4 separate regions of the Homo sapiens genome follow, and regions 2, 3 and 4 are each linked to region 1. Evidence: read pairs that join two places in POLR2A ChIA-PET (ENCODE). Cell type or tissue: Panc1. All regions are shown on one strand. Each heading gives the region's core, and the rest is flanking DNA. Links, peaks and the distances in the headings are about the cores only. Region 1 overlaps CACNG7 (calcium voltage-gated channel auxiliary subunit gamma 7). Region 2 overlaps PRKCG (protein kinase C gamma). Region 3 overlaps NLRP12 (NLR family pyrin domain containing 12). Region 4 has its middle 18 kb from the start of NLRP12.

Region 1 (7,495 bases), core at 299-4,298:
CTCCCTTCACCCGTTCGTCCCAAGCCCTTGGGTGCATCCCGCCCTAGGCGCACACCAGACGGCCAGAATGGGGACCCTAGGGTGGAGGGAATTCCCCCACGCCATCTCCGCACCTGTGCCCGCCTCTCCCCCCTCGAGGCCCCGTCGAGGGAGGGAGGGGCAGTAGCGGGGGTCGACACCCCCCCCAAACCTCTAAGTCTTCCATTTTCTGGCTCTCCTCCTCATTGACGTCCCTCTTCCCCCCTCAGAACCCCAACTCTGGCCTCTTTCAAGGGCCCGTCCGCCCCGTTGGACAGATTTTGGGGGGAGAGGAGGTCACCAGGAACTCGCCCACCCCCCCTTATTAGGGAAAGAGGGGCGAGGTAGCACAGTGCTGTACACGGAACCAGAATGGCCCCCGGGGTGGGGGGAGGGGGGCAGGGGAGGGACGGGGGCTTTTAGTTTGCATCTTAGGTGGGAGGGGGGAGGGGGGACCCGCCGCAGTTAACCTGACTTTACGCAGCGATTTTTAACGAGGCTGGGGGGAGGGGGGCACTGGGGTGGGGACAGGGTGGGGTGGGGGGCCTGGCTCTGTTATTTACCGTGTATCATATGTAAATATCGACAGAAACTTCAATAAACTTTATTTCAAACACGTCTCCGCCTGCCCGGAGGGAAGGGATTGGATAGAGGGGGCTTAGTCTGGGTCTCTGCTTCTAGGGTTGCAGGCCTAAAGTACTGCAGAATGACGTTAGATGGGTCGTTGTTAAATGACTTAATCATCATCATTATCAACGGCAGCGCTTTATACTTCAGTCCGTGTAAAGCATGCAGGACCGTAAATGATACTGGTCAGGATCAATAAACGCTTTCTCCTGGTATTATTATGACCACGTAGAGTACTGTTACTATGACTCGGCTTCCTTCGACATTCATTGCTTCTTTTAACTTTTCCCCCAAGCCTGCACGGTCAATTTATTGGCCTCATTTTGCAGATAGGTCCAGAGAGGTGAAGTGACGTATCCAAGATCACACAGGTGGAAGTTGGCAGAGCCATTTGCTAAAGCCAAGTTTAGGCCTGGTGCGGTGACTCACGCTTGTAATCCCAGCACTTTGGGAGGTCAAGCTGGGGGGATCACTTGAGGTCAGGAGTTCGAGACCAGCCCAGCCAACATGGCGAAACCCTGTCTCTACTAAAAACACAAAAAAATTAGCTGGCCACGGTGGCTCACGCCTGTAATCCCAGCTATTCGGGAGGCTGAAGCAGAGAATCGCTTGAACTTGGGAGGCGGAGGCTGCAGTGAGCCGAGTGCACTGCACGCCAGCCTGGGCGACAGAGTGAGACTCCATCTCAAAATAATAATAAAACCAAGTTTATCTGGTTCTGAAGCTCAGGCTTCCTCCCCCTTGCACTAGGCAGTGGTGGGTTTTCCCAATGCTTGGCTCAGTCCCTCTGTTAAGAAATGACTGCTACCATTTACTGCACACCTACCCTGAGCCAGACGCCTTCCTTCCTTACATGATCTCATTAGACATTCACAGCAACCCTGTATGTAGGAATTATCACCCCATTTTTGCAGGTGAAGGAGGCAGGCTCGGAAAGTGGGTGCCACAATCTGCAGTCTCACCCACTATACTGAGAGACTGAGAACAGCCTAAATGTTTGATAAGCTTATTTTTGCAGCGTATTGTAAAGGAAACACCGTGCCAGATCTTCCCTTCTTTGCCTTGTCTAGATTTGGCCTCTTAAGGATCCATCAGAATAACTTTTGCTGTTACAGTCACAACTGTTAACAACCAAGACACATTTATCAGGTCATCATTAGGGTATCAGACACCGCACTAAGCACTTTTTTAAAAAAAAATAGAGACAGGGTATCCCTGTGTTGCCCAGGTTGGTCTTGAGCTCCTGGGCTCAAGGGATCCTCCTGCCTCGGCCTCCGAAAGTGCTAGAATTACAGGCATGAGCCACCCTACCCAGCCTGCACTAGGCACTTTTGATTTATTAGCTCATTGAATCCTTCCAACCATCCTGTGAATCAGGCATCCCAATTAGCCCCATTTTATAGATGAAGAAACCGAGGCTCAGGGAAGTGAGGCCACCCAGCTGGTAAGATGCGGAGGAGAATTCATGCCCAGCCTGTCTGACCTCAGAGCCCACACTCTTAGCTGCTATAATTTACTACTATGGATTTGGTGCAAACTCATTCTGTGACCTTGAGCAAATCTTTGAATCTCTGGGGCTTCAGTTTCTTTTTCTATAAAAAAATAAAAAAATACCGAGGGCACTGGTTGGTTTAGAAGGATTCCAAATCCCTCTGGAATAGGGAGGTTGGTGGGGGTAAGTTAGCAGGAAAGAGTTCTGAATCAGCAGGACTGGACTCCCGGAGGGAAATATTCTAAGTCATTTTCAATAATTTCACCAATTTCTGGAGGTCATGCTTGAGATTCGGGATGGCAAATCATGTTTCAGCTTCGTTGTCAAAACTAAGTGATTCGTACGGGCTGCTTGGAGCCCGGTGTTAGAAGGATTCTGAACATCTGCTCAGTGGGAAAGAGTGTTGCCATTGATTGGTGCTGTCTGCCGTGCTGCTCAATTGGTGCTGTCTGCCTTGCCTGCAGGATGGGCTGTGGTGACGCAAATGCTAGATACTTGCTAACACTATGGGGAAGTTAACAACCTAAAATCCTAAGGGTTGTGTTCTTTTAAAAAATCAAGCTAGTTCTTTTGTTTATTAAACTTTGAAAATGGAATGTAATCCCACAGTTCGAGATTGGTGAGTTTTTTGATTTGTTTTAAAGAAATGCTGTGAAAAGTTCCACCTTTATTTATCCAAAGTAAGTCAGGATGTCCTAACATTCTGAAATCCTCCTCTTCCTGAGGCATTATTAGTTTTCAATGTATAATTTCAGGAATACTCTATGCATATTCAAGCATATATGCATGTGTTTAAATCCACATACAGATGAGTATGTGGTATACATATTTTTATTTTATACATTTATCATGTAATGCACATAGTTCTGGGCCTTCCAGTTTCAAATGAGAATGCATGGGGCTCATTTAGTATGTTATATAACTCTACTGTTTTCCAAGGCTGCTTAATAACAATTGTTTGCATAAATTAATTGCGTAATTTATTGAGTGCTTACATGCCAGCCACTTTGTGTTTCAGTCCTAAGCCTTTTACATTCTGTAACCTCAGGAGGTTTAGTACTCTTAGTATCATTCTCACTTTATAAATGAGATCCTGAGACACAGAGAGGGTAATTAGCTTTCTCCTGGTCACACAGCTAGTAAGCGGTCAAGCTAAAATTTGAATCCTGGGAGTCTCTTGTGTCGACAATACTTATCCGCTAAGCTGTATACCTTTGTGTGTGTGTGTGTGTATATATACTGCCCTCCTTGGCCTCCCAAAGTGTTGGAATTACAGTTGTGGGCCACCATGCCTGGCCCTCTGTGTATATTGAAGCCACCTGGTTCCATCTATTTATCTCTCTCTCTCTCTCTCTCTATATATATATATATTTTTTTTTTTTTTTTTTTTTTTTGAGATGGAGTCTTGCTCTGTTGTCCAGGCTGGAGTGCAGTGGTGCCATCTTGACTCACTGCAACCTCTGCCTTCTGGGTTCAAGCAATTCTCCTGCCTCAGCCTCCCGAATACCTAGGACTACAGGCACACACCGCCACGCCTGGCTAATTTTTTGTATTTTAGTAGAGGCGGGGTTTCACCGTGTTGCCCAGGCTGGCTGTGAACTCCTGAGCTCAGGCAATCCACCTGCCTCGGCCTCCCAAAGTGCTGGGATTACAGGCGTGAGCTACTGTGCCCGGCTTTTTTTTTTTAAACGAATCTCGCTCTGTTGCCCAGGCTGGAGAGCAGTGGCATGATCTCGGCTCACTGAAACCTCCAAGTCCTGGGTTCAAGCGATTCTCCTGCCTCAGCCCCCAGAGTAGCTGGGATTACAGGTACACGCCACCACTCCCAGCTAATTTTGTATTTTTAGTAGAGACAGGGTTTCGCCATGTTGGCCAGGCTGGTCTCAAACTCCTGACCTCAGGTGATCTGCCCTCCTTGGCCTCCCAATGTGCTGGAATTACAGGTGTGGGCCACCATGCCTGGCCCTCTGTGTATATTGAAGCCACCTGGTTCCATCTGTTTATCAATGACCTATATCTCCCTATTGCCCTTAGAAGTAAATCTAAGCTCCTCACCTATGTCCTTTTGCCAAGAGCACAAGTCTCAACATATGCCGTCCCCACTGCTGCCTCCTGCAGACTGAAGTTGTCTTCCCTACCATTCCCAGCTCCTTGCTGTTCTGAGGGTTTCCTTCCGAGGAATCCCCTTCCATCTCTCAGCCATATGGCAAAACCTCTATCCACTCTTTTTTTCTTTCTGAGACAGGGTCTTGCTCTGTCACCCAGGCTGGAGTGCAGTGGCACAATCTTGGTTCACTGCAGCCTTGACTTCCCAGGCTCAAGCCATCCTCCCACCTCAGCCTCCCCGGTAGCTGAGACCACAGGCAAGCACCACCAGACCTGGCTATTTTTTTTTTTTTTTTTGTATTTTTGGTAGAGAAGGGGTCTCATCATGTTGCCCAGGCTGGTCTCAAACTCCTGAGCTCAAGCAATCCGCTGACCTGAGCCTCCCGAAGTGCTGAGATTGCCGGCATCAGCCACCACACCGGGTTCTGTCCACTCTTGAGATTCAACTTACATGCTCCTTCCACCAGGAAGCCTTCCCTGAGCTCCCAAGCCTGCATCAGGGTCTAGCTAAATGCTTCCACCCTACCCTATACTGCCCCCCTTAGACCACACTGGTTTACAGGACAATACCACATACCAGTGCTTTTCAAAATGTGTCCTGGGGAGCTGGAACATCCCTGAGACTCATTTAGGAAGTCCACAAGGTCAAAGGCATTTTTATCGTAATACTAAGATATTTTCCTTTTTTTCATTCTTATTCTCTCATGAGTGTATAGAGTCTGGAGGCTTCACAGGAAGTAAGAACACGACTGAACACAGAAGCAGATATGAGACTGACTTTCTTCTGTTGAGTCAAACGTTAAATCTATTTTAAAAAATATAAACCAATACCATTATATAATTTTTTAATTTTGGAAACTAGTTATTTTTATTAAAGTAAGTTGCTTATGTAAATATACAATAAGCTGATTATTTTACTTAAATACATATTTTAGATTTTCTTCTCAGTTTGAATTGCAAATATGCAAAATATCGATAGACATAGCACAAATTTGAAAAGCTCTTTGGGGTCCCCTACAATTTTCTTTTTTTTTAATTTTATTTTTAGAGACAAGATCTTGCTCTGTTGCCCAAGCTGAAGTGCAGTGGGGTTATCATAGCTCATTGCAACCTTGAACTCCCAGGTTCAAGCAATCCTCCCATCTCAGCCTCCTGAGTAGCAAATACTACAGGTGAGCACCACCATGCCCAGCTAGTATTTTAATTTTTTTTTGTAAAGATGGAGTCTCAAACTCACGGCCTCAAATGATCCTCTCACCTCGGTCTCCCGAAGTGTTGGGACTACAAGTGTGAGCCACCAGCTCTCTACAGTTAAGTGTACGGAGGGATCCTGCATTCAAAGGTTTCAATGCTAATGCTGTATGTCACAGAGTTAGTAAGATTTACCTAATTCCTCTAATGACTATGTAGTGGTCCATTGCAGAGAGGTAATTTATGTGAACAATAAACTCATTTTAATTACGAATTTATTTATTTATTTATTATTCTTAATTTTTAATTTTTTTCTATTTTAAATTTTTTTCTATTTCTATAATAAATTGATTAATTTATTTGAGACGGAGTTTCACTTTTGTCACCCAGGCTAGAGTGCAATGGCACGATCTCTGCTCACTGCAACCTCCGCCTCCCAGGTTCAAGTGATTCTCTTGTCTCAGCTTCCCAAGTAGCTGGGATTACAGGCATGTGCTACCACGCCCGGCTGATTTTTTGTATTTTTAGTAGAGATGGGGTTTCACCATGTTGGCCAGGCTGGTCTCAAACCCCTGACCTCAGGTGATCTGCCCGCTTTGGCCTCCCAAAGTGCTGGGGTTACAGGAGTGAGGCACCGTGCCTGGCCCTGAAATGTAATACTCAGTCATGATTTAAAAGTTTCAGCATCAGAGAAGGGTATAAAGAAAGTAGCTTTTGGCTGGGCATGGTGACTCACGTCTGTAATCCCAGCACTTTGGGGGGCCAAGGCGGGTGGATCACTTGAGGTAAGGAGTTTGAGACCAGCCTGGCCAACCTAGTGAAATCCCATGACATAGTCTCTACTAAAAATACAAAATTAGCCGGGCGTGGTGGCACATGCCTCTGATCCCAGCTACTTGGGAGGCTGAGGCAGGAGAATTGCTTGAACCCCGGGAGGCAGAGGTTACAGTGAGCCGAGATTCAGCCTCAGCAACAAGAGTGAAACTCCGTCTCAAAAAAAAAAAAAAAAAAAAAAAAAGAAAAAGAAAAAGAGAAGAAAAAAGAAAGTAGCTTTCTCTTCACTCTTCTCAATTCCAGCCTCATTTCCCAGAGAGAGTGACTGTTCCCACTTTCTTCCTTTAGGACAGTGGCTCTCAACTGGAAGTCATGTTGCCCCCAGGTTGCATTTGGCAATGTCCAGAGATATTTTTGTTTTTGCTTTTTTTTGTTTGTTTGTTTTTTGTTTTGAGACGGAATCTTGCTCTGTCGCCCAGGCTGGAGTTCAGTGGCTCAGTCTCGGCTCACTGCAAACTCTGCCTCCCGGGTTCACGCCATTCTCCTGCCTCAGCCTCCCGAGTAGCTGGGACTACAGGCGCCCGCCACCACGCCCGGCTAATTTTTTGTATTTTTAGTAGAGACGGGGTATCACCATGTTATCCAGGATGGTCTCGATCTCCTGACCTCGTGATCCGCCTGCCTCGGCCTCCCAGAGTGCTGGGATTACAAGCGTGAGCCACCGCGCCCGGCTGTCCAGAGATATTTTTGGATGTCACAACTCAGGGCTGGGGGGAGTGAGGTGCTACGGGAACCTAGCAAGTTCTGGAATAGACCCTGAAATGTGCAGGAAGGCCACCCATGGCAAAGAATCATCTGGTCTCCGATGTGACTGGTGCGACAGTGATTGAGAAAGCCTGTGCCAGACTTTTATCTAGAAATCAATAAATAGAAATATCTTTATGAAGATATTTCTTTTGCGGCTGGGCGCAGTGGCTTACGCCTGTAATCCCAGCACTTTGGGAGGCCAAATCAGGTGGATCATGAGGTCAGGAGTTCGAGAACAGCCTGACCAACATGGTGAAACCCTGTCTCTACTAAAAATACAAAAAAAATTAGCTGGGGGTGGTGGCGGGCACCTGTAACCCCAGCTACTCGGGAGGCTGTGGCAGAAGAATCATTTGAACCCGGGAGGCGGAGGTTGCAGTGAGCCAAGATCACGCCATTGCACTCCAGCCTGGGCAACAGGGCAAGACTCCGTCTAAAAAAAAAAAAAAAAAAAAAAAATATATATATATATATATATAT
Region 2 (6,507 bases), core at 2,423-6,422, 56 kb before region 1:
AGGAGATGCTGAGAGGAGACCCAGGGAAGTCCCACAGTACACTTGCACACATGTGCGTGCATGTACAGATGCCCCTGTCATCACAGATGTGCAGCACGCAGAGACACACAGCCTCTCCCCACCCCCTCTCTCTCCATCAGAGGCTCACAAGACCAGTCAACCCTGAGTGCCCATTCCCGTTCCCTTTTCTGCTTTATCTCTGAGCCTCAGTTTCCTCCTCTATAAAATGGGGCTGATGATCTAGCATTGACCAACAGAACTGTTTACAGTGACGGAAGCATTCTGTACATGCACTGTCCAATAGGCAGCCACCAGCTCCATGTAGCCAGTGAGCACTTGAAACAGGGCGACTGTGGCTGAGGATTAGAAATTCCATTTCGTGTCATTTGAATTGGCTTAAATTTTTTTTTTTTATTTTTATTTTTTGAGACGGAGTCGCGCTCTGTTGCCCAAGCTGGAGTGCAGTGGCGCAGTCTCAGCTCAATGCAACTTCCGTTTCCCAGGTTCAAGCAATTCTTCTACCTCAGCCTCCTGAGTAGCTGGGACTACAGGCGCATGCCACCACACCCCGCTAATTTTTTTTGTATTTTTAGTAGAGATGGGGTTTCACCATGTTGGCCAGGCTGGTCTCGAACTCCTGACCTTGTGATCCACCCGCCTCGGCCTCCCAAAGTGTTGGGATTACAGGCGTGAGCCACCGCGCCCGGCAGAACTGACTTAAATTTAAACAGCCACATGTAGTTAGTGGCCACCAAATGGGACAGCACACATCTGGACACTTCCAGGCTTGTTTTGAAGTCAGGTGGGTTCAGAGTTTCGCCCAGGGTTTGACACAAGATCGGAGACAGTTTTATGATGTACAGATGGAGAGAGAGGCAGAGAGAGAGAGATCCACAGAAGTCCATGAGGCGTTTTACCACCCTCTCAGCTGAAAATAACAGAAGTCTACATAGAAGATGTGACTTCATAGAACATATATTGAGCACCACTGTCTACCAGCACGTGTATGTGATTGATGACCCCCCTCGTCCACTCACCTCCGCCACCAACACCAGATAAGTCTGATGCATCCAGTGCTCATTGGGTACACTCATCAAGATTTTTTTTTTTGTTTTTTGCCTGTAATCCCAGCTACTCGGGAGGCTGAGGCAGAATTGCTTGAACCTGAGCGGCAGAGGTTGCAGTGAGCCAAGATCACGCCACTGCACTCCAGCCTGGGTGACAGAGCAAGACTTTGTCTTGGAAAAAAAAAAAAAGATTTTTTTTTGTTTTTGTTGTTTTGTTTGATTTTGGGGTATTTTTTAGATGGAGTTTCACTCTGTCACCCAGGCTGGAGTGCACTGGTGCAATCTTGGTTCACTGCAACCTCTACCTCCCAGGTTCAAGCGATTCTCATGCCTCAGCCTCCCGAGTAGCTGGGACTAGAACAGGCATGAGCCACCATGGCCGGCTAATTTTTATATTTTTAGTAGACAGGGTTTCATCATGCTGGCCAAGCTGGTCTTGCTCCTGACCTCACGTGATCCACCCACCTCGGCCTCCCAAAGTGCTGGGATTACAGGCGTGAGCCACCGCACCCAGCCGATTTTTGGGGTTTTTTGAGACAGGGTCCCACTCTGTCACCTAGACTGGAGTACAGTGATGGGATCATAGCTCACTGCAGCCTTGAATTCTCCAGGCTCAAGTGCTCCTCCTGCCCCAGCTTCTCAAGTAGCTGGGACTATAGGCACAAGCCACAACACCTAGCTAATTAAAAAAAAATGTTTTTGTAGAGATGGAGTCTCACTCACTATATTGCCCAGGCTGGTCTTCAACTCCTGGTCTCACTCGATTCTCCTGCCTCAGCCTCCCAAAATGATGGGATTACAGGCGTGAGCCACTGCACCTGGCCTCAAGTATTTTGTATACAGTATAGGTTGGATCCACACAACAGCTTATTTGGTTATTTTTCCCTGTCTATCTGGTTTGAATCCCAGCTCCACCACTTTTTGGTTCTGTGACATTTCCTGAGTTAATTTACCTCTCTGCACTTGTTGAATTCCTTGTTTGTAAAGTGGAGATGATAATTATGCTCACTATGGATTGTTTTGAAGATTTAGTGAGTCAGACATTTGGGATGGTTTCTGACACATAGCAAGAGCCAAAATATTATTTTTTATTCTTGTTAAAATTATTATTATGACCAATGAGGAAACGAGTGAATAGTGAGAAGGAGATCTTTCCTCTGCATCACTCGGGGGTTTTTTTGTTTTTGTTTTTTTTTGCTGTTGAGACAGGGTCTCACTCTGTTGCCCAGGCTGGAGTGCAATAGTGCTATCACTGCTCACTGCAGTCTTGACCTCCGGGGCTCAAGTGATTCACTGCTGGCAGTTGATCTTCTTAAAAGTAACATGCAGGCCAGGCACAGTGGCTCACGCCTGTAATCCCAACACTTTGGGAGACCGAGGCGGGTGGATCACCTGAGGTTGGGAGTTCGAGACCAGCCTGACCAACATGGAGAAGCCACGTGTCTACTAAGAATACAAAATTAGCTGGGCGTGGTGGCACACGCCTGTAATCCCAGCTACTCAGGAGGCTGAGGCAGGAGAATCACTTGAACCCAGGAGGCGGAGGTTGCAGTGAGCCAAGATTGCGCCATTGCACTCCAGCCTGGGCAGCAAGAACAAAACTCTGTCTCAAAAAAAAAAAAAAAAAAAAAAAAAAAAAAAAAAAAAAGGTAACATGCCTTGACCAGGCATGGTGGCTCATGCCTGTAATCCCAGCTCTTTGGGAGGCTGAGGCAAGCGGATCACGAGGTCAGGAGATCCAAACCATCCTGGCTAACGCGGTGAAACCCCGTCTCTACTAAAAATACAAAAAATTAGCCAGGCACGGTGGCACGCGCCTGTAGTCCCAGCTACTCGGGAGGCTGAGGCAGGAGTATCGCTTGAACCCCGGAGGCAGAGGTTGCAGTGAGCCGAGATCACACCACTGCACTCTAGCCTGGGCGACAGAGTGAGACTCCATCTCAAAAAAAAAAAAAAAAAAAAAGTAACATGGATCAAGATTTGGCAAGAATGATTTCATTTAGTCCCCAGGGAGGGCACATGCCCCCACTTTTCAAGCGGTAAATCTGAGGCTTTGAAAAGGGGCAGGCGTGGTGAGGCCACCTAGCTGGGTAGGGGATAGAGGCAAGATTTGAACTCTGATGTATGTAACCACAGCCTCCGTGCTGTCTCCTTTTTAACAGCGACGTTCACTTTTGAGAATAAGAACAGCAGCCTCTGTCTGTGGATGGTTTGTGTGTCAGGCAGCCTGCTGAGAACCTTCACACACAGCATCTTATTTAGTGCGGCAGGAACCCTTTGAGTTAGGGTCAGCGGAGATATTTAGAAGCCCAGCACATTGAAAAGGATCCTGGAAACTGCCAACACCCTCCTCTACCCAAATATATATTCAAACTAGAAACCCCACTAACATAGATGAAAATCCAAGAATGGCCTAAATGTTCACCCTGTGATAATCCTTTTAATGGATTCTTAGAATCAAGTTATTTAACAAGCAGATATTGTCCCGGGGGTAGTGGGTGGCAGGGGAGAAGGAGAAGCTTCACTGATGACCTGCATTCTTGCTTAATGGACTCTGGAAATTTAGCATTGCTTCAAAATATAGATTATTTATTTCCACTTGACAGAGGAGGATGCTGAGGCTCAAAACTGGGAATGAACTTGCCCCAAATCACACAGCTGAGAAGCGGCCTAGCTCTTACTTACATTCAGGGCTATGTAGGGACTTCAATAAAATCCCTAACAATAACCACAGTAATAGTATTGGGAGCATCTAACGTGGTAGGCACAGCTATGTTTTGTACACCAATTATTTTATTTAGGCCTCCTGGGTTCCTATTATAACTGAGAGGTCATGTTCTCCATTCCACCTGGAGCTCAGAGAAGGCATACCATATGGACACTGACAGAAGCTGCCAGTGAAGGAGCTGGGGTTCAGGGTGGCCCACAAGTCCTCAAATAATAACTTGTGGGAGTTGGGGGGATGGGAACTATGGGAGGTTGGAAGCTCCTGCCTCCTTCATGTTCTGCCCAGATATCATTTGGTCAGCGAGGCCCCCCTGCCACTCCCCCTGCACACAGTTTTGTTGTTGTTGTTGTTGTTTGAGACAGAATCTTGCTCTGTCATCCAGGCTGGAGTGCAGTGGCACAATCTTGGCTCACTGCAACCTCGGCCTCCTGGATTCAAGCAATTCTCATGCCTCAGCCTCCTGAGTAGCTGGGATTACAGGCATGCACCACCATGTCCGGCTAATTTTTGTATTTTTAGTAGAGACAGAGTTTTGCCATGTTGCCTAGCCTGGTCCGGAACTCCTGAGCTCAAGGCAATCCGCCCACCTCGGCCTCCCAAAGTGCTGGGATTACAGGCATGAGCCACCGCACCCAGCCAGGACCACCGTATTTAAAATTTCAATCCCCCAACTTCTGGTGGTCCCCATCCCTGCCTCATTTTTTCTCCAGAGCACCCATTACCAACCATCAAACTATATGTTTTATTTATTTACCATGTTTACATTCTGTATCCCTCCATTAGGAAGTAAACTCCATGTGACAAAGAGGTTTTTTTTTTTCATTTGTTTAATGCTGGGTCCCCACACCAAGAACAGTCCCTGGCACACAGCAGGTGCTCAATGATTATTGGTACATAGAGTGAAAGAGATGGAGCCTCAGGCTGACCTAGAGAGCAAGGCAGGAGGAAAAGATAAAAGGGCCCCTCCCCTGGGGTTTTAGGACCCTCCCAACGCCCCCTAAGCCAGTCTTCTCTGCCCCCAGGACCCCCGGAACAAACACAAGTTCCGCCTGCATAGCTACAGCAGCCCCACCTTCTGCGACCACTGTGGCTCCCTCCTCTACGGGCTTGTGCACCAGGGCATGAAATGCTCCTGTGAGTGACCTGGGCCTTGCCAGGGCCCTTCCAAAGCGCCCGGTCTGGGTTCCGGGAAATGCCCGGGATGGGGTGGGGGGTGGAGTCTTGGCTTGGGGGCGGGGCCTGAGGTGCTACCCGCAGCTTTCCCCTCCAGGCTGCGAGATGAACGTGCACCGGCGCTGTGTGCGTAGCGTGCCCTCCCTGTGCGGTGTGGACCACACCGAGCGCCGCGGGCGCCTGCAGCTGGAGATCCGGGCTCCCACAGCAGATGAGATCCACGTAACTGGTGAGGCCCCGCCCCCTCGCCTGGCCCCGCCCCCTCCCCAAGTGTGAGGCGGGGCTGACCCAAGGCACTTGTGCTGGCCCAGCCCTACCCCAAAGATGGGGCCACGCCTCTTTCTATGGTCACGCCCACACTCCTGACCCCACCCCAAAGGCCGAGCACACCCAGCCATACCCCTTTTGGCTCGAAGCCCCGCCTCCAACCTGGCTTCTTGCAACTTTCTGCACCTGTTAATGACTTTGACTTTCTTTTTTTTTTTGGGACGGAGTTTCGCTCTTGTTGCTCAAGCTGGAGTGCAATGGCGCGATCTCGGCTCACTGCAACTTCCGCCTCCCGGGTTCAAGTGATTCTCCTGCCTCAGCCTCCCGAGTAGCTGGGATTACAGGCGCGTGTCACCAAGCCCGGCTAATTTTTTGTATTTTTAGTACAAACGGGGTTTCACCATGTTAGCCAGGCTGGTCTCGAACTCCTGACCCCAGGTGATCCCCTCGACTCGGCCTCCCAAAGTGCTGGGATTAACAGGCGTGAGCCACCGCGCCTGGCCAATGGCTTTCTTTTTTGTTTTTATTTTATGTTTATTTTTTTGAGATGGAGTCTTGCTCTGTCACCCAGGCTGGAGTGCAGTGGTGCAATCTTGGCTCACTGCAATCTCTGCCTCCGGGGTTCAAGGGATTCTCCTGCCTCAGCCTCCCGAGTAGCTGGAATTACAGGCGCCTGCCACCACATCCGGCTAATTTTTTTTTTTTTTTTTTTTTGAGACAAGATCTCGCTCTGTTGCCCAGGCTGGAGTGCAGTAGCATGATCTCAGCTCACTGCAACCTCCGCCTCTCAGGTTCAAGCGATTCTCCTGCTTCAGCCTCCTGAGTAGCTGGGACTACAGGTGCATGACACTGCACCCAGCTCATTTTTGTATTTTTAGTAGAGACAGGGTTTCACCATGCTAGCCAGGCTGGTCTGGAACTCCTGACCTCAGGTGATCCGCCCGCCTCCGCCTCCCAAAGTGCTGGGATTACAGGGGTGAGGACCGTGCCCGGCAATGGCTTTCTGGGTATAAGGATCTTGAGAAGGGAGAGTACCTGGTTCTGAGGGAGGCTGTGGTTCAGTACTGGTGACATGGCCAGGGTCCAAACTCTGGTTCCTAATGGAGAGAAGGGCTCTGGATCTGATTTCAGGGTCACTGGTTGCGGAAAGGGCTCTATGCCCTGTCTTCTGGGTTCTGGAGAGGTAAGAAGTCATGAGAAACGAGACTGAGAGCTTGGAATTCTTTTTTTTTTTTTTTTGAGACGGAGTCTCGCTGTGACGCCCAGGCTGGA
Region 3 (7,495 bases), core at 1,522-5,521, 140 kb before region 1:
CCCTCGCAAAGCAGCATCATGCCTGGGAATCCAACGCCGTTGCCACTGAGATCCATCCTTGTCAAATTCTTATTGGCTATGAGAGCTGCAGAGAGGTCCTCGCAGGCTGAGCTGGAGATGCGGCACCTCTTCAGCCTGGGGTGGAAAAGAGGAGAAAGGAGCTGGTCATTTCTTTTGCTCCAGTTTTGTGGATTATTTTCTTTTGCTTTTTTTTTTTTTTCTGAGACAGAGTCGCTCTGTCACCCAGGCTGGAGAGCAGTGGCATGATTTTGGCTTACCACAACCTCTGCCTCCTGGGTTGAAGCAATCCTCCTGCCTTGGCCTCCTGAGTAGCTGGGCTTACAGACGTGTGCCACCATGCCTGGCTCATTTTGGTATTTTTAGTAGAGATGGGGTTTCACCATGTTGGCCAGGCTGGTCTTGAACTCCTGGGTCAAGTGATCCTCCCCATCTGGGCCTCCCAAAGTGCTGGAATTACAGGCGTGAGCCATCATACCTGGCCAATATATTTATTTCAAAATATCATGTTATATATGATAAATTTTACCTGTCAAGAAAAGCAACAAGAACAATATAAAATGTTTTGATGCTTTGTAGTCAAATACATTCACAAAGGTTGCCCTTAAAGAAATTCAAGGCCATGTGCGGTGGCTCAAGCCTGTAATCTCAGCACTTTGGGAGGCCGAGGTGGGTGGATCACCTGAGGTCAGGAGTTTATGACCAGCCTGGCCAACACAGTGAAACCCCATTTCTACTATAAACACAAAAATTAGCTGGGTGTGGTGATGCACCCCTGTAATCCCAGCTAATCAGGAGGCTGAGGCAGGAGAATTGCTTGAACTCAGGAGGCGGAGGTTGCAGTGAGTCGAGATCATGTCACTGCACTCCAGCCCAGGCTACAGAGCAATACTATCTCAAAAAATAACATATGAAAAAAATTTGGCTAGGCACAGTGGCTCACACCTGTAATCTCAACAGTTAGGGAGGCTGAGGAAGGAGGATCACTTGAGGCCAGAAGTTTGAGACCAGTATGGGCAGCATGGTGAAACCCCATCTCTCCAAAACATACAAAAATTAGCCTGGTGTGGCTGGGCACGGTGGCTCAGTCTGTAATCCCAGCACTTTGGGAGGCCGAGGTGGGTGGATCACGAGGTTAGAGATTGAGACCATCCTGGCTAATATGGTGAAACCCCGTCTCTACTAAAAATACAAAAAATTAGCTGGGCATGGTGGCACCTGCCTGTAGTCCCAGCTACTCAGGAGGCCGAGGCAGGAGAATCGCTTGAACCCAGGAGGCAGAGGTTGCAGTGAGCCGAGATCACGCTACTGCACTCCAGCCTGGTGACAAAGCAAGACTCCGTCTCAAAAAAAAAAAAAAAAAAAAAAAAAGAAATTAGCCGGGTGTGGTTGCACATGCTTGTTTTCCCAGCTACTCGTGATGCTGGAGCAAGAGGATCGCTTGAGTCCAGGAGTTTGGGGCTGCAGTGAGCCATGATTGTGCCACTGCACTCCAGCCTGGGTGACAGAGCATATCAGTGTCTCAAAAATTTAAAAAAAAAAAAAGTAAAAAAAAGAAAAAAATTTGGAGACCCACACAGCAGGATGACCATGTGAAGACAGAAGGCAGTGATCTGCAGGCCCAGGACAGAGGCCTCAGAAGAACTTAACCTGCCCACTCCTTGTCTTGGACTTCCAGCAGCCCCCCACCTGCCTTGAGAAAATAGATTTATGTGGTGAAGCCACCCAGTCTTTGGCACTTTTTTCCCCCCTGAGATGGAGTCTCACCGTATCACCCAGGCTGGAGTGCAGTGGCACAATCCCGGCTCACTGCAACCTCCGCCTCCCAGGTTCAAGCGATTCTCCTGCCTCAGCCTCCCAAGCAGCTGGGATTACAGGCGCCCGCCACCACACCCTCCTGATTTTTGTATTTTTTGTAGAGATGGCATTTTGCCATGTTGGCCAGGCTGGTCTCAAACTCCTGACCTCAAGTGATCTGCCCGCCTTCACCTGTCAACATACTGGGATTACAGACGTGAGCCACGGCACCTGGCTTTGTGACACTTTTTTATGGCAGCCGTAGCCAACGAATACACCATCCCGTGATAGAACCTTTGTGACTGATCCCCATGAGAGGCCACGGTGGGGACCACCTGAAACGCCCAGACCAGCCTGCACTCACCTCAGGTTCTGAAGTTTGCAGTTGGGGTGTCTGAGTCCTTGACAGAGCAGCTTCACCCCCCGGCTGCCCAGGGCATTTCGGTACAGAGACAGCTCTATCAGGTTTGGATTGGTGCACAGGGCCGCTGCCAGATGTTCACTGTAGGCGTCCAGCAGAACGGTCCTCTCTGGTCTGCTTGAAGGAAAGACAGGCCACTCTCTGGTGTTACTGGTGCTTGACAACTATGGCCTTTGCATGTCATTTCACCGTTTATGAAGCATGCTATCCTTTTTTGAGACGGAGTTTCGCTCTTGTTGCCCAGGCTGGAGTGCAATGGCGCAATCTCAGCTCACCACAACCTCCGCCTCCTGGGTTCAAGCGATTCTCCTGCCTCAGCCTCCAGAGTAGCTGGGATTACAGGCATGAGCCACCACGCCCAGTTAATTTTGTATTTTTAGTAGAGATGGGGTTTCACCGTGTTGGCCAGGCTGATCTCGTACTCCTGACCTCAGGTGATCTGCCCGCCTCAACCTCCTGAAGTGCTGGGATTACAGGCGTGAGCCACCACATCCGGCCAAAGCATGCTATCTTTTCATTTTTTTTTTTAGAGGGCCTTGCCCTGTTGTCTAGGCTGGAGTGCATGGTGAGATCATGGCTCACTGTAGGCTTGACCTCCCAGGCTTAAGCAATCCTCCCACCTCAGCCTACTGAGAAGCTGGGGCTACAGGTGTGCACCATCATGACCAGCTAATTTATTTTATATTTTTAGAGATGGGGATCTCATCATGTTGTCCAGGCTGCACCTGGCTCTATCTGACGCTCCTAATCATTGATAGTTGGTTTACTTGTTTCCCTCTTTATTATCTGTCTCCGTTCTCATTAGGATGCGTGCTCTCTTGGGACCATTGGCTTATTCACACAGTCTTCTGTCTACAGAAGATTGTTGGGTCCACCGATAAAAGGGATATAGAGGCTGGGTGTGGTGGCTCACACCTATAATCCCAGCACTTTGGGAGGCTGAGGCCGAGAGTTTGAGACCAGCCTGGCCAACATGGTGACACCCCATCTCTACTAAAAAAATACAAAAATTAGCTGGGTGTGGTGGCACACTCCTGTGGTCCCAGCTGCTCAGGAGGCTGAGACACGCAAGGTGGAGGTTGCAGTGAGCTGAGATTGTGCCCCTGCACTCCAGCCTTGGTGACAGAGCCACACTCTCTCAAGAAAAAGGGACTTAGTAATATTTGTTGATTGAATAAATTCTCCCAGACATCGACCTCAATTTAGTCCCAATGGGTGTTGTTTAGTCTTTGTGGCACTATTGACACTTTGGGGCCAGAGGGACTGTCCTGTGTACTGTAGGATGTTTGCAGCATTCCCGGCCTTTATCCACTAGATGTCAGTAGTATTATTTGCTTCCCAGTTGTGACCACCAAAAACGTGTCTCCAAACATCGCCAAATGTCAGAGCAAAATCACCCCCAGCTGAGAGGCACTGGTTAAGAGCATGAACCTCAAGGCCAAGGTGGGTGGATCACTTGAGGTCAGGAGTTCAAGACCAGCCTGGCTAACACAGCGAAACCCCATCTCCACTAAAAATACAAAAATTATCCTGGCATGGTGATGGGCACCTGTAATCCCAGCTACTCAGGAGGCTGAGGCAGGAGAATCGCTTGAACCCGGGAGGCAGAGGCTGCAGTGAGCCAAGATTGCGCCACTGCACACCAGCCTAGGAGACCAAGAGAGACTTAGTTTAAAAAAAAAAAAAAAAAAAAATCGTGGGCCGGGTGCAGTGGCTCATGCCTGTAATCCCAGCACTTTGGGAGGCCAAGGCGGGCAGATCACGAGGTCAAGAGATCGAGACCACCCTGGCCAACATGGTGAAACCCTGTCTCTACTAAAAATACAAAAATTAGGTGGGCGTGGTGGCGTGCACCTGTAGTCCCAGCTACTTGGGAGGCTGAAGCAGGAGAATCTCTTGAACCCGGGAGGCGGAGGTTGCAGTGAGCTGAGGTCACGCCAGTGTACTCCAGCCTAGGCAACAGAGCAAAAAAAAAAAAAAAAAAAAAAAACACACGAACCTAAGCAGCCCCAGGGGATACCCCAGGGATACTTACAGCTGCACCAACAGCGTGTGCGCTCCTGCGGAGCACCTCGCGCGGTCTTCCCCGTCCGCGCTGTAGGTGGCGCCATACAAGTGCAGCACCTGGGCGCTCCTGCAGCGCTTCAGACAGAACGAGGAGACCATGTGCTCCATCTTGGAGGCAATGTTGCTGACCACGATCACCTGGAAGTGGCTCAGGGCCTGCTGGATAAACTCCTCCTCCTGGATCTCGTACAAGCAGCTGAAGAACTCCAAGGAGCCCTGCTGCAGGGTGGAGCCGTCGCTCTGAGCTTTGCTTTGGATCCACTGCAACAGGTCCATCTTGATGTGCGGCGAGACCTTCCAGCAGAGACTCTTCTCCAGGTGGCTCCTGGTCTCCTCGTTCAGGAGTCCAAACAGGAAGCGGCTGGTGAGTGCCAGGAAGCTCCTTTCAGAAAACGCGTACTCGGTCAACAGCCTGGTCACGTCCTGGTCTGGGCCTGCCCCGCCCTCCCCCTCGTCCAGGATATAGTACATAGCTGCAAAGAATTCCTGGAAACTCAAGTGGATGAAGCTGTAGTACCTCTCACAGTTGATGTCCTTCTGGAAGATGTTCATGTTGAGGAAGGCAGAGACGTCTTCCCCGTCTAGGCCGTGCTTCCGGAGGTCCTGCTCCTCAAATAGGATTTTCTGATTCCAGAGCCCATCTGCCGCCAAGGAGCACAACCCTCTCTGGTTGGGTGGGGGCTGGAGGCGCGGGGCCCCCGGCTTGGGTTGCATCAGACTCAGCAGGTAGAGCATGTACACTGCAGTGGTGGTCCTGGACGTCTGTCTCAACAGCCCCCCACCCTCCAGCTGCTGCTGGAGGCAGGTACACACCACCCAGCACACCAGGGGGACGAAGCACATGGTGAAGAGAGGCTCGTTGTCCCTCACGTAATTGAAGACTTGGCCCGCCTGCTCTGCATTGTGGAAATACTTGTAGAAGTATTCCTTCCTTTCTGCCTCAGAGAAGCCCAGGATCTCCACATGCCTGGGGTGCTCCAGCAGACGGTGGAGCTTCTCCAAAGCCGTGGGCCGTGTGGTGATGAGCAAAGATAGCTCAGGGAGCAGCTTCTTCCGAATTAAGCTGTTAAGAAGCAGCTCCGTGGGCCGTTTCTCCTCCCAGCAGAGGCACCAGGGTCCCTGAGGATCGTGGAAAGAAGGCTTGAGCTCATCGAAGCCGTCGATGATGAAAAGGAGGCGCTCGGGAACTCGGATGAGCTCCTGGAGAGGCGCGCTGGGCTCAGGCCAGCAGCTGAAGATGAGGTCTTGCATGCTGCATTCCGTGGCACTCTGGTTCATCTCCCTGCAGTTGATGTAGAAGAGATAATCAAATCTGCCTTGGAAGAGCTTCCCGTCCGCCCAGTCCAGCATCACCTTGTGTGCCAGCATGGACTTGCCTATCCCTGCCGCGCCTTGCATGACCACGGTGCGCGGTGGCTCGGGGCGCTCCTCGTCTGGCTCAAAGAGGGTCTCTATCTTGATGGGGCTAGCCTGGTGTCCCACGGTCCTCGCGTGTCCCCGGCCTGTGTCCAGAAGCTGCTGCTGGACCTGCATGGGGTTTGAGTGCTCCTTCACCAGCAGGAGCCGGGTGTACCGGTGGCTGAGGTTGACACATTCCCCTAGGCGCGCATTGCGGTCTTCCATGAGCCGGAATTTCCTGCGGACATAGTCCCTGTAGGTTTCCTGGGGATCTAGGGGAGAGGAATGAAGGTTTTGTGGAAGACTCATCAGCAGCCTCTAATGAGTTCACGAGGTAAAGCGCTCCTCATGTGGCTCAAAGAAGGTGTGTGCCTGTAGTTCCAGCTACTCAGGAGGCTGAGATGGGAGAATCACTTGAACCCCTGAGGTGGAGGTTGCAGTGAGCTGAGATCGCACCACTGCACTCTAGCCTGGGCAACAGAGCCAGACTCCATCTCAAAAAAAAATTTTTTTTAATTAAAATAATTTATTTGTTTTGAGACTAGGTTATAAGACTGGCTAATTTTTTTTTTTTTTAGATGGAGTCTCGCTCTGTTGCCCAGCTTGGAGTGCAATGGTGTGCTCCCTGCAACATCCACCTCCTGGGTTCAAGTGATTCTCCAGTCTCAGCCTCCCGAGTAGCTGGGATTACAGGCACATGCCACCAGGCCTGGCTAATTTTTGTATTTTTAGTAGAGACGGGGTTTCACTATGTTGGCCAGGATGGTCTCGATCTCTTGACCTCATGATCTGCCCACCTCGGCCTTCCAAAGTGCTAGGATTAGAGGCATGAGCCACTGTGTCCAGCCCCACAAAGTGACTTTCAGCAAAGGATTTATAGAACGGGTACATTACCAGATAGTGCAGACATGAATCTGCCTTTTTTCAAAGGGGGCACAAGCCAGGTGCGGTGGCTCACGCCTGTAATCCCAGCACTTTGGGAGGTCCAGGTGGGAGGATCGCCTGAACTCAGGAGTTTGAGACCAGCCGGAGCAACATAGTGAGACCCTGTCTCTATAAAAACAAAAGAAAGAGAAAACAAAGGGGGCACAGAAAACTTGGGAGCAGTGCTTCTCAAACTTTTTTTTTTTTTCAGTACAGACAGGGTCTTGCTGTGTTATCCAGGCTGGTCTACAACTACTAGCCTCAAACAATCCTCCTGCCTGAGCCCCGCAAAATGCTGAGATTACAGGCATGAACCACCATGCCTGGCTGTGCTTCTCCAACTTTAAGACGCATACATATCATGCAGCAATCTTGTTAGAAATGCAGTCCCTGGGCTAAGTGCAGTGGCTCACACCTGTAAGAGATCGCCCCACTGCACTCCAGCCTGGGCGACAGCGTGAGACTCTGCCTCAAAAAAAAAAAAAAAAAATCTAGAACAATGTTCTTAATTGGGGTGACTGTGTCCCCTAGTTCCCCAGGGGACATTTGGCAACGGGACAAGTGGGTTGGTTGTTACAACTGGGAAAGTACTACTGCCACATAGTGGATAGAGGCCAGAGGTGCTGCTCAACATCCCAGGAACCACAGGACGACCCCATAGCAAAGAACGCTCTGGCCCCGAAATGCCAACAGTGCCAATGTGGAGAAACCCTGGTCTGGATACAAATGCATCCCTTGGTATTGGATGCCAGCAGAGGCCCATGATAGCTGCCTGAGAGAAGCTTAAAAAAAAGAATCTGAGTTTGATACTAAAATTTTCAAAACAAATATGTGTACTTTTAATTATAGTGACATACACATAAAATTTAC
Region 4 (7,495 bases), core at 1,440-5,439, 100 kb before region 1:
GCGGTGCAGGATGTGCTTTGTTAAACAGACGCTTGAAGGCAGCATGCTCCTTAAGAGTCATCACCACTCCCTAATCTCAAGTACCCAGGGACACAAACACTGCGGAAGGCCGCAGGGACCTCTGCCTAGGAAAGCCAGGTATTGTCCAAGGTTTCTCCCCATGTGATAGTCTGAAATATGGCCTCATGGGAAGGGAAAGACCTGACCGTCTCCCAGCCCGACACCCGTAAAGGGTCTGTGCTGAGGAGGATTAGTAAAAGAGGAAGGCATGCCTCTTTGCTGTTGAGACAAGAGGAAGGCATCCGTCTCCTGCCCGTCCCTGGGCAATGGAATGTCTCGGTGTAAAACCTGATTGTATGTTCCATCTACTGAGATAGGGGAAAACCGCCTTAGGGCTGGAGGTGGGACATGCGGGCAGCAATACTGCTCCGTAAGGCATTGAGATGTTTATGTGTATGCATATCTAAAGCACAGCACTTAATTCTTTACCTTGTCTGTGATACAGAGACCTTTGTTAACGTGTTTATCTGCTGACCTTCTCTCCACTATTATCCTATGACCCTGCCACATCCCCCTCTCTGAGAAACACCCCAAAATGATCAATAAATACTAAGGGAACTCAGAGGCCGGGGGATCCTCCGTATGCTGAACGCTGGTCCCCTGGGCCCCCTTATTTCTTTCTCTATACTTTGTCTCTGTGTCTTTTTCTTTTCCAAGTCTCTTGTTCCACCTAACGAGAAACACCCACAGGTGTGGAGGGGCAACCCACCCCTTCATGCTCACGCCTGTAATCCCAGCACTTTGGGAGGCCGAGGTAGGCGGATTACCTGAGGTCAGGAGTTTGAGACCAGCCTGACCAGCATGGAGAAACCCCGTCTCTACTGAAAATACAAAATTAGCTGGGTGTGGTGGCGCATGCCTGTAATCCCAGCTACTAGGAAGGCTGAGGCAGGAGAATCACTTCAACCTGGGAGGCAGAGGGAGTGGTGAGCCGAGATCGCGCCATTGCACTCGAGCCTGGGCAACAAGAGTAAAACTCTGTTTAAAAAAAAAAAAAAATTAAGGCCGGGTGCGGTGGCTCACGCCTGTAATTCCAGCACTTTGGGAGGCCGAGACGGGCAGATTACCTGAGGTCAGGAGTTTGAGACCAGCCTGGCCAACATGGTGAAACCCTGTCTCTATTAAAAATACAAAAATTAGCCCGGCGTGGTGGTGGGTGCCTGTAATCCCAGCTACTCGGGAGGCTGAGGCAGGAGGATTACTTAAGCCCAGGAGACGGAGGTTGTAGTGAGCCGAGATCGTGCCACTGCACTCCAGCCTGACCGACAGAGTGAGACTCTGTCTGAAAAAAAAAAAAAATTATATAAATCAATACAAATAAAGTTAATGTATTTTATTTAACCCACTATATCCAAAACATTATTATTTCATGCAATCAATATGAAAAGGTTATTCACGAATTACTTTTCATTCTTTTGTTCTTGTTGTTTTTAAATTAATTCTTTTTTTATTTTTATTTTTTTTTGAGATGGAGTCTTGTTCTGTCGCCCAGGCTGGAGTGCAGTGGCGCGATGTTGGCTCACTGCAATCTCTGCCTCCCGGAATCTAGCGATTCTCCTGCCTCAGCCTTCTGAGTAGCTGGGATTACAGGTGTGCGTCACCATGCCTGGCTAATTTGTTGTGCATTTTTAGTAGAGATGGGGTTTTGCCATGCTGGTCAGGCTGGTCTCGAACTCCTGACCTCAGGTGATCCGCCCGCCTCAGCCTTCCAAAGTGCTGGGATTACAGGCGTAAACCACCGTGCCTGGCCTAAATTAATACTTTAAATTAATTAAAATGCTTTTAAAAAGTCCAGAACAGGCCGGGAGCGGTGGCTCAAGCCTCTAATCCCAGCACTTTGAGAGGCCGAGTTGGGCAGATCACCTGAGGTCAGGAGTTCGAGCCCAGCCTGGCCAACATGGTGAAACCCCGTCTCTACTAAAAATACAAAAATCAGCTGGGCTTGGTGGTGCATGCCTGCAATCCTAGCTACTCGGGAGGATGAGGCAGGAGAATCCCTTTAACCTGGGAGGCAGAGGTTGCAGGGAGCCGAGATTGTGCCATTGCACTCCAGCCTGGACGACAGAGCAAGACAACATCTCAAAAAAAAAAAAAAAAAAAACAAGAAAGAAAAACTAAAATGGTACCATGTTTTGCGTTTTTATTTTTTTTATTCTTAGTTGTTTTTTTTTTTTTTTTTGAGACATGATCTCACTCTGTCACCCAGGCTGGAGTACAGTGGTGCAATCATGACTCACTGAAACCTCAAAACTCCTGGGCTCCAGCCATCCTCCTGCCTCAGTCTCCTGAGTAGCTGGGGTTTCAGGCACGTACCAGCACATCTGGCTAATTTCTTTTTTTAATTTTTAGTAGAGATGAGGTTTCACTATGTTGCCCAGGCTGGTCTCAAACTCCCGGGCTCAAGCAATCCTCCCTCCTTGGCCTCCCAAAGTGCTGAGATTACAGGCGTGAGCAACTGTGCTTGGTCCAAATTGGTATTACGTTTTCAATTCAGGCTTCAGATAGAAGGTACCCTAGTTTTATTGCCAAGAAGAGATATAATTTCTATAAAACAACTCTCCTATCTAGCTAGTTTTAGGAACACTCCTACTGGTCAAAGTATATAAAACTAAGGGGACCAGAGTTAGCTGTAACGACCTTGGGCTCCACATATGCCTGTACTTAAGAAAATTAATGAACATTCTTGGAAGGTGGAATGCATCTTTTACACCTGAGCAAATTGAGGCTTGGGTTACACAGCTCTGCCTGGCGCATGTGATTTATTTTCTCTCTCTTTTTGTTTTTAAGACCTAGTCTTGCTCTGTTGCCCAGACTGGAGTGCAGTGGCATGATCTCAGCTCACTGCAACCTCTGCCTCCCGGGTTCAAGCAATTCTCCTGCTTCAGCCTCCCGAGTAGCTGGGATTACAGGCGCCCGCCACCATGCCTGGCTAATTTTTTTGTATTTTTAGTAGAGACGGGGTTTCACCATGTTGGCCAGGTTGGTCTTGAACTCCCAACCTCAGCTGATCCGCCCTCCTCGGCCTCCCAAAGTGCTGGGATTACAGGCGTGAGCCACCGCACCCGGCCTGGGCAAGTGATTTCTTTCTGCCTAATTGTCTAGTCATTAACCGGTAACTGAAAATCACAAACAATTTCAATCTTAGGACTGATTGCCCAGCAGTCAATTCATGCAAGATACTTTTTTTTTTAAATTGAGGCTTCCGTGGATGGTGAAAATCAAAATTGGAATGATTTTCATATGGAACAATGAAAAGCGCCCCTTTCTGAGTTTTCTAGACTGACCTCTGACCTCTGTTTCGGAGGGCCCGGCTAGGGCTGGCCTGGGACTGCAGAGGATTTTGTTTTATTTCCTGTGGACTAAATTATGATAGGATTTTAGGCACCAGTAGAGGGCGCTGAGACACAGGTGGGCGAGCAGAAGACAGGCTGTTCGAGGGGAAGTAAACCTAATCGCGTTCCCTTTAAACTTTGTAATGACTCACCACGGAGTCAACTGAGGAAGTAAAACTTAATAGGAATAGTCTCAGTGAACAATGCCATAAATTGACACGCAGCCAAGTGCCAAGTTCTGATAACAAATCAGTAAGAAATGCAAGTTAAAGGAATGCCATTGTTCCCTTAGGGGGAAAAAAACCTCTTCTTTGTTAAAGCCAGTGATGACCAGCAGAGGGTAAAGCCAGTTCAGAAGGTCAACCGGCAGTTTTAGAAATTAATATGGTCTCACGCATGAATATTCTTACAGTAATTCTACTTGGGTGATTCAACTCTGACAAAAATAGCAGAGATGTTTTCTATTATTTATTTAATTTACTTACCTTTTTGAGACAAAGTCTCGCTCTGTCGCCCAGGCTGGAGTGTAGTGGCGAAATCTGGGCTCACCGCAACGTCTGCCTCCCGGGTTCCAGCGATTCTCCTGCCTCAGCCTCCCGAGTAGCTGGGATTATAGGCACCTGCCACCGCGCCCAGCTGATTTTTGTATTTTTAGTAGAGACGCGGTTTCACCATGTTGGCCAGGCTGGTCTCGAACCGCTGACCTCAGGTGATCCACCTGCCTCTGCCTCCTAAAGTGCTGGGATTACAGGCAAAAGCCACCGTGTCCAGCCACAAACTGTCTTATCAATGGCAACTGTCTCCTGATCTGTTGGCCTCACAATAACTGAATAATAAAGCTTACGTTTTGCCAGGCGCAGTGGCTCACGCCTGTAATCCCAGCACTCTGGGAGGCCGAGGCAGGAGTATCACCTGACGTCAGGAGTTCGAGACCAGTCTGGCCAACATAGTGAAACCCCGGCTCTACTAAAAATACAAAAATTCGCCGGGTGTGGTGGCAGGCGCCTGTAATCCCAGCTATACAGGAGGCCAAGGCAGGAGAATCGCTTGAACCCGGGAGGTAGAGGTTGCAGTGAGCAAAGATTGCGCCACTGTACTCCAGCCTGGGTGACAGAGCTAGACCCTGTCTCAAAAAACAAACAAACATACAACCCCACCCCCCAAAAGACCCTACATCTTAAAACAAGAGGCAAAATTGCCCTCCGTTGAGAACCACTGTTCTAGACTTAATCTGTTAGAGTCATTTATTTATTTTATGCACAGAATAACTTTGCAAAGAGGAATGACTTTTTATTTGTTCCAGATTCTAAAATAATCTATGCAGTCTTCCGTGCAGGTTGAGATACTTAAAACTCTATCGGCAAAGGCCGGGTGTGGTGGCTCATACCTGTAATCCCAGCACTTTGGGAGGCTGAGATGGGCGGATCACGAGGTCAGGAGATCGAGACCATCCTGGCTAACACAGTGAAACCCGGTCTCCACTAAAAATACAAAAAATTAGCCTAGGAGGCAGAGCTTGCAGTGAGCTTGCAGATCATGCCACTGCACTCCAGCCTGGGTGACAGAGTGAGATTCCATCTCAAAACAAAACAAAACAAAACAAAAACTATCGGCAAAGTCACAGCCATGGCTAATTATCATACGTTTGTTCAGCAAATTCACCTTCTTTTTGCAAACATAATTTACACCGTTTAATCGGGAATTTTACACAAAAAAAAAGATTCTAGAAAACATAGCTGTCCATAACTGTCATGGTTTCCAGGTTGCAAGTTCATAATCATTTGAATTATTCAAATGAGTCTCTAAATGCTACAAAAATAATGTCTTCTACAATGACAAGTTATGGAATAAATATATAGTTGATCCTAATTTCAGGACACTTGGTATGTAAATATTTGCTCACGTTTTTCTTTGATACGTACACAAAGACTAATGAGTAAACCTGTGCTCACTTATGTCATAGCTGCTTGAAGGTTTTTGTTTTGTTTTGTTTTGTTTTTTTTGAGACCGAGTCTTGCTGTGTCACCCAGGCTGGAGTGCAGTGGCATGATCTCGGGTCACTGCAAGCTCCGCCTCCTGGGTTCACACCATTCTCTTGCCTCAGCCTCCCGAGTAGCTGGGACTACAGGTGCCCGCCACCACGCCTGGCTTTTGTGTGTGTGTGTGTGTGTGTGTGTGTGTGTGTGTGTGTGTGTGTGTTAAAAGAGACGGGGTTTCACCATGTTACTCAGGATGGTCTCGATCTCCTGACCTCGTGATCTGCCCACCTTGGCCTCCCAAAGTGCTGGGATTACAGGTGTGAGCCACCGTGCCCAGCCGAAGTTTTGTTTTTTGTGTTTTTTTTTAATTTAAGCAAACATATGGTTTTTGTTTTTTATTTATTTGTTTTTGAGACAGGGTCTTGCTCTGTTGTCCAGGCTGGAGGGCAGTGGCAAGATCACAGTTCACTGCAGCCTCAACCTTCCAGGTTCAAGCAATCCTCCCACTTCAACCCCCCAGCTGGCTGGAATTACAGGTGCACACCACTATGCCCAACTAATCTTTGTATCTTTTTGTAGAGACGGGGTCTTACTATGTTGCCCAGGCTGAAATATATGTATTTTAAGGAAAGGATGAAGTAAATAGTATTTTAGTATATAAATAAGAGTTGAGTATCCTTTATCCAAAATGCTTGGGGCCAGAAGCGTTTCGGATTTCTGATTTTTCAGATTTTGGAATAATTGCATATAACCACAACAACCAACATTTACTGAGCACCACGTACTGTGTGTCAGGCAATGATCTGAGCCCTTTACATGCATTAAGTTACGTAATCACTCAACAACCCACGAGGTGTGTATTGTCATCAGTTTCGGTCCACAAAGGGGAAGCAGAGCGGAGAGGAAACCTGCGCAGGAGTGCGCCCAATACCTTTTGCTGTGTAACAAGCCTTCCCCTCCTGTGAAAGGGCCCTATGTGCAAAGCAGCCCCCAAATACACATGGAGTTAAGAAACTGAAGAATGAGGCAAATCCAGGTTATCAATATAAAGTTTCATTTTCTTCTTCTTTATTTGAGATGGAGTCTTGCCCTGACGCCTGGGCTGGAGTGCAATGGTGCGATCTCGGCTCACTGCAACCTCCACCTCCCGGGTTCAAGAGATTCTTCTGCCTCAGACTCCTGAGTAGCTGGGATTACAGGCGCCCACCACCACGCCCAGCTAATTTTTGTATTTTTAGTAGAGATGGGGTTTCGCCATGTTGGCCAGGCTGGTCTCGAACTCCTGACCTCAGGTGATCCGCCCCGCCTCGGCCTCCCAAAGTGCTGGGATTATAGGCATGAGCCACGGTGCCCAGCCCCTCCCTCCTTTCCTTCCTTCCTTCCTTCCTACCTTCCTTCCCTCCCTCCCTCCCTTCTTTCTCTCTTTCTTCTTTTTGTGGAGAAGGAGTCCTGCTCTTTTGCCCAGGCTGGAGTGCAATGGCGCGATCTTGGCTCACTGCAACCTCCACCTGCCAGGTTTGGCGATTCTCCTGCCTCAGCCTCCCGAGTAGCTGGGACCACAGGCACCCACCATCACGGCACGGCCAACTAATTTTTGTATTTTTAGTAGAGATGGGGTTTCACCATATCGGTCAGGCTGGGTCTGGAAATCCTGACCTTGTGATCCGCCCGCCTCGGCCTCCCAAAGTGCTGGGATTGCAGGCGTGAGCCACTGCGCCCGCCTAGTTCCTGTTCTGAAGTTTTTAATAAACTTTCACTAATGCTCTAAAGCTTGCCTTGGTCTCTCCTGCCTTATTCCCCCAGTGGAATTCTTTCTTCTGAAGAGGCAAAAATGGAAGTTGCTGCAGACTCATACGCATTCTCCGCTGCTAACATACTTTGGTGCTCTGTGACTCAGATACTTTCCCTACTGACATTCAAGTACAATAAATAAAATAAAATAAAATAAAAGAATGGTAGGTCTCATCCGAAGGCTCTAGGAGAAAATCAGATTAAAAAAAGAAAGAGGCCGGGCGCGGTGGCTCACGCCTGTAATCCTGTAATCACTTTGGGAGGCCGAGGCGGGCAGATCACGAGGTCAGGAGATCGAGACCATCCTGGCTAACACAGTGAAACCCCGTCTCT

What was found. Peaks named below come from ENCODE experiments on the same cell type or tissue, not always from the same donor. Only the 100,000 strongest peaks of a DNase experiment are listed, where the experiment ranks them.
Region 2: POLR2A ChIA-PET joins it to region 1 with 9 read pairs; 6 of 35 experiments call an interaction of 5 or more read pairs at or near these places.
Region 3: POLR2A ChIA-PET joins it to region 1 with 7 read pairs; 4 of 35 experiments call an interaction of 5 or more read pairs at or near these places.
Region 4: POLR2A ChIA-PET joins it to region 1 with 5 read pairs; 3 of 35 experiments call an interaction of 5 or more read pairs at or near these places.

Annotation. Positions count from the first base shown.
Region 1 is chr19:53,943,082-53,950,576 of GRCh38, forward strand. It overlaps CACNG7 (calcium voltage-gated channel auxiliary subunit gamma 7), which reads left to right. Exons shown (of 6, transcript NM_031896.5): 6 at 1-869. Among named protein-coding and RNA genes, the nearest start is that of CACNG8, 16 kb to the right of the region's middle. In Panc1, for the core only: no CTCF peak of the experiment used is centred there; a DNase peak (open chromatin) is centred at 2,595; H3K4me3 peaks cover 385 bases.
Region 2 is chr19:53,884,821-53,891,327 of GRCh38, forward strand. PRKCG (protein kinase C gamma) reads left to right here. Exons shown (of 18, transcript NM_002739.5): 4 at 4,818-4,929; 5 at 5,066-5,197. Among named protein-coding and RNA genes, the nearest start is that of PRKCG, 5.9 kb to the left of the region's middle. In Panc1, for the core only: no CTCF peak of the experiment used is centred there; no DNase peak of the experiment used is centred there; H3K4me3 peaks cover 1,057 bases.
Region 3 is chr19:53,805,316-53,812,810 of GRCh38, forward strand. NLRP12 (NLR family pyrin domain containing 12) reads right to left here. Exons shown (of 10, transcript NM_144687.4): 3 at 4,272-5,973; 4 at 2,180-2,350; 5 at 1-135. Among named protein-coding and RNA genes, the nearest start is that of NLRP12, 15 kb to the right of the region's middle. In Panc1, for the core only: CTCF peaks have their summits at 3,725 and 4,380 (motif pointing right); a DNase peak (open chromatin) is centred at 3,586.
Region 4 is chr19:53,838,817-53,846,311 of GRCh38, forward strand. No RefSeq gene overlaps it. Among named protein-coding and RNA genes, the nearest start is that of NLRP12, 18 kb to the left of the region's middle. RefSeq lists enhancers at 741-1,510, 1,511-2,278. In Panc1, for the core only: a CTCF peak has its summit at 3,456 (motif pointing right); DNase peaks (open chromatin) are centred at 2,303 and 3,575; H3K4me3 peaks cover 482 bases; H3K27ac peaks cover 2,932 bases.